Linked DNA regions of Homo sapiens: region 2 is linked to region 1. Evidence: chromatin loops called from intact Hi-C (ENCODE). Cell type or tissue: OCI-LY7. All regions are shown on one strand. Region 1 overlaps FOXO3 (forkhead box O3). Region 2 overlaps ARMC2 (armadillo repeat containing 2).

The links. Hi-C counts contacts between places; a loop is a spot of excess contacts. Peaks named below come from ENCODE experiments on the same cell type or tissue, not always from the same donor. Only the 100,000 strongest peaks of a DNase experiment are listed, where the experiment ranks them.
Region 2: a loop joins it to region 1, with 2.8 times the contacts of the local background. A loop is called at or near these places in 3 of 110 quality-filtered maps.

Annotation. Positions count from the first base shown.
Region 1 is chr6:108,671,953-108,674,452 of GRCh38, reverse strand. The region is part of intron 2 of FOXO3 (forkhead box O3); the gene reads right to left. Among named protein-coding and RNA genes, the nearest start is that of LINC00222, 78 kb to the left of the region's middle. RefSeq lists a silencer at 513-807. In OCI-LY7, no CTCF peak of the experiment used is centred here; a DNase peak (open chromatin) is centred at 1,072; H3K4me3 peaks cover 698 bases; H3K27ac peaks cover 1,187 bases.
Region 2 is chr6:108,896,437-108,898,936 of GRCh38, reverse strand. The region is part of intron 6 of ARMC2 (armadillo repeat containing 2); the gene reads right to left. Among named protein-coding and RNA genes, the nearest start is that of ARMC2-AS1, 26 kb to the left of the region's middle. RefSeq lists an enhancer at 752-1,951. In OCI-LY7, no CTCF peak of the experiment used is centred here; no DNase peak of the experiment used is centred here.

The sequences.
Region 1 (2,500 bases):
CACCTACTACTTTAAGAGCACTGTCTGGTATCTTCCCTCGTGCAGCACATATTCCAGTGAAAGAAACAACAGTTTTCTTGATGTCCCAAGGAACCTGGTAAGTTGAAAGTACTAAATGGATGCACTATAAATGTTGGCTGAATCAATCAAAGAACCATCCTCCTGGAAGAACCCTCTCTTCCTCTTTGCCAACTCAAACACTCAGCATCCTTTCATTGCAACTGCTTCCATGACCTACTCATATTTGCCAAGAGTTAGTCTGAGTCCAGGCAGAACCTACTGCCTGGTGGGATATGACCTAGGATTTGCAGTACTTTATGTGAAAAGGATGGTTTCCAATCATTCAATTTCTAAAACTCCTATTTCTTACAGATGAAATCAATACAAGGCACGATTTTAACATTCAACTAATTCTCAAGTATTTAATAAAAGGTTTATCTTCTCCTATCCTTTCTGTACATCCCACCATAGATATCCTTACCACCAGCCCCCAAATTAAGAGTCTTGCTACTCTAAGTTTCAAGCTGCTGTCAATAAAGTGATTCACCTTTTAAAAACAATAGGGAATTGTAGTACAGGAGGAAATGTTCAGTCATCAAACATGACCTGCATATCACAATGTTTATGTTTGCTGGGTGTGACCCTATCCTGTATGACTCTTCACTGCATTTACTGGGGTGTGTGTATGTGGGGGGCGGGGCAGGGATGAATGATAGGAGTGTGCAGGCTGGGATGCCCTAGATCCCTGGAGGGTGGGTGGAAATGCAGGTGTAATTGCCAGTCCATCTCAGGGTTTAGCTACCAAATACTGAAGGGAGGATCTCTAAAGCGCTCTTTTCCTGCTTTAGATACACAGGATTCTGAGAGACAATCTAATTTTTCCAAGTGATTCTGAAACTGAAAACACAGAATCAGCTAGTTGAGTTCTACAAATAGTCCAAACCACCTGTAAGGTATGACCAGGACACACAGGTGACACAGATGGTGGCCATGTAACAACCATCACACCAGTGCCACAGAGGAACTGAGAGGAACTCCAGGGTGGCTCCACAACTGAGGGAGACAAAGGAGTGCCCTGGCCAGGTGTGCAGATTCCGGTAGTGAGGGGAATCTGCGTGTGTGGCCCCGGTGGCCCTCTTCTTACAGCTTGGCCTGCACCTGCACCTTGGTGTAAGTGCCGGCTGGGGCTGCCTCCCATGGGGCACCCCACTCCAGCCAGCAGGGCAGTCTGAGTAGAACCTGACGAGTGGGGCAGGGAGTGCTTTGGCTTTTGTTACTCGGTGGGCAGGCAGCATTTTCAGGTAAACATTAGGGTCACCTTCCAACAGGTCTATCAGTCAAGACACTTTCTGATTACTTATAACTACGTTGGGCGGTATTGCTGTCTGATCTTTTTTGAACATACAAATGACCAATGAAAGCCCCAATTAATTACAGTGGCATATACAGAAATGAAGGCCTACTGGAAATTAACTGAAAATTTCGACCTCAGAATTCTTGGACTTCTACCTCTGGCCTTCTCTTCTTAGTCACTGATTTCCCCTGAAGAATCAAGTCAAACACTCCACACAAACAGAAACACATTTAAAAAAAAAGGAAACAAAAAAATCCCACAACCTTATGGCTCAGACTTCTTGCATCAGAGACAAAGCAGGAAAAGAAGAGGGAAGGGAGACGGAGAGAAAGAAGAAGAAAGAGGATGAGAGAGGAAGAGACAGGGAGAGGGAGAGGGAGGGAGAGAGAGGAGACGTACTGACATCCAAACCTTCAATCAAACCAAGACTGTCAATTACAGTTTTAGCCTTCAGAAACACTGGAATTACCCTCTGAGACTTCGTGACTAAGTGATACTATTCTTTAATAAACGAATGCCATGGATTTTAGCAAAAAATAGGTTATTAAAAAACAAAGCCGACCTAAAATTACAAACTAAGGTCCACATCTATTACTGAGCAGGAAAGACACAAAAGACCTGCATCCCAGTGTCCAGTGGCTCTACAGGGCGATGTATTTTAGTCCCTGGCCTGGCTGCTGCTTATTTAGAAGCGCTTAGAGAAGAACAGCCTATTTTTTTTCTGGGTTTTCACTCAACTTAGAATTCGAAGAGATGTTAAGGGTACAGTGACTGTCTTTTCTGAACCTCAAATTGTATCACAGTAACTAATAAGCGATAAACCACCAGCTCTGGGGAGACCCAAGGCCAGACTACTGCCAACACCATGCTATCATGTGCCAGTCTTTCTGCTCCAAGACAGCCCTAAGAGGGACTGCAATGGCTCTTTATCTCTCTGAGTGGCTTGGGATGACCGGCATTGGGAAGACAAAGATGGCATTGCCAGGTTCCTCCCAACAGCAGGAGAGGCTCAGGCTTGAGGCTCTAAGGCAGCTGAAAAGAGCAGGGTGGGGCATCTCCTTCAGCAGGACTTGCTGCTAGCCCCTGTGGACACCGATGGGTACCCATGCTAAGCAGAGCTGAAGCCAGACAGCTGGGACTTCTCAG
Region 2 (2,500 bases), 220 kb before region 1:
ACCCCTGCAGTATCTCATGCCTGTGTGATACTACCAAGCCATCAAGAGTAGATGCTGCCTGTGAATATGGGTTGTAGGGAATAGCAACCATTGACTGTGTACTCTAGATGCAGGAGGCCTCCATTTCATTTTTGCAGTAACACTATGAGGAGGTTCCCAAACTGTCTCCATTTTGCAAGTGAAGAAAGTGGAGCCCAGGTGTATTAAGTTATCTGCCTGGGGTCATATAACTCCCCAGCCTCTGCATTTGACCTCAAAGCTATGCTGACTTGCAGCAAACTAGCCGACTAAAGGGTAACACTGGGGGGAAATGTAACTCATATTAGAAACTGCAAATTATGATTATATTTCACACAGGCAGTATCTCAAGATCTAAAACACTGACTGTAGCTAGAGGTGGCTTTGCTGTGCTGAGGCATTACTGAATAGTCCTGAGATGTATTCCTCAGTCTCTCTTCTCTGAAGACCACCCCTTAAGTCCTTTATCCGGCACTTGGTCTACATCAAGTCAGGGAGTCCATGCCCTCTCGGGGCAGGGTGGACCTGGTACCAATTAAGTGTCCACACAGAAGATGCCTGGACCCTAAAAATGTCACACAAAGAGTTAGAAATCAGGAAGGATCGGAAGGTGAGAGGTTGGAAGAGAGAGAGAGAGAAGAGACAGAGAAAGACAGAGAGACAGAGACAGACAGAGGAGCAAACGGGTATATGGCCCATGTATTTTCAGGTTACTTTGCACAAAGGACAAGTTGAGCAGGGGGCCTATCAATAGCACAGGTTTGGAGTCACCATCTGGGTTTGAATCCTAGCTCTGCCACCTACTAGCTCGTTGACTATGGGCAAATTGCTTTACCTCTCTTCTGTAAAATGGGGTAACAATGGTTATCTCTAAATATTGGGATTAGGATTATTAATTTCTTTTATGCGCTCTTCTGTATTTTCCAATGCCTCTAATGCATTCTTATTATTCTTGAAGAGAAAAATATATACAACACATATTGAATGTGTGTAATACCTTAGTAAATATCCATATTAATATTTTTTAATATTAATATGGATTAAAATAAAATTCTCTGCATCAAGAAATCCAATAAAGTCCCTTGATGATTATCTGTGAAAATAGCAGAGAAATCCATAGATAACACATAATGGCATATATTTAAGAATTCATTTGAATTCAGAGATGTATTTGAATTCTGACATGAATCCTCAAACCATCAAATGGTGCTGATGTCACCCAGGAGAAGCAGGGACGCTGTGCAATCTACCTATCCCACCCAACACACAGGCCTTCCCATTATACTACATGCTAGAAATGGCCACTCCCAGTTGCAGCAAGTCCAGGCTTGCCTTTTATCAACCCTTCCCACTGCCAAGAGCAGCTGAGCCACACAGGGCATCCAAGATCACCTAAGCAGCAAAAGTAAATAGAGGTTGTCAACAAAGCTATTATTAAACATTTGCAGTGCAGTAAATAGCCTTAATAGCAAGGTTTCAGATAATCTATCTAACCCAATGCAAGACTTCACCATCAGATACTAAATTGAATTGTCTTTAGGACAAATTAGTCCACATCAGTACAGATTCACAATCCCTTATCCAAAACCTTTGGAATCAGATGTGGTGTGGGATGCAGGAACATATGGATTTTAGAAAGTCAATATGGTATACACATTGCATATTACGTACCACCCCTGTAGGGTCTTCTGCGGCAGCACCCTGTAGCAAAATATATGAATATTCACAAAACCAAGACTCTAACTGACTTCCCATCAGGCTCAGGGATTCTGGAACTACAGATAGTTTGTAGACTACCATCTCAATCTTTTGGGTCATTGTTTTTATGAATCTGCCTTAACTTTGATAATTTATGGATATGGATTCTAAAAGTAAACATGAATATTCAAGTAATACAAAAAACATACTTGCTCATATTTGTGGATAACTAACCTATTCAAAGTCCAAAGTATATAAAAAATAAAATAAAATCAACATTATCAAGGTAAGTGAAAGCCAGAAAATAAGTCAGGCGAGTTATTTAATTGATACATATTTATAACACACTTAAATTTACTAGAAACCAGACTTTGAGTCCAATAAGTTCAAGTCTGCATTTTTTACCTCCTATGCAATATGCTGCTTAATAGAGAACTTCTATGAGAAACCATGACTATCAACCTGTTTTTCAGGACAAATAAAATGGATAACTTATTCACCCCAGAAAGAGCTGAATTATAGGGGTGAATCAGAAATCACAGAACAATTTATTTAACCCTTACGGGCCCTTCTGAATGTTTCTGAGATTTGCTTCTTCTCAGAACCAAAGTTACTCAGTCACTGGTATGAGGGTTTCCTTCCAACCCTCTCCCAGGAATTTCAAAGGGCACAGTTGTGTCTGGCTACAGCCTTTCCACCTCTTCATTCACGCTGGGCCTCCTCCTGCCTCCATTTTATACACAATCCCTGAGTTACTCTAGAAAATGAAGCATGGAATCATATA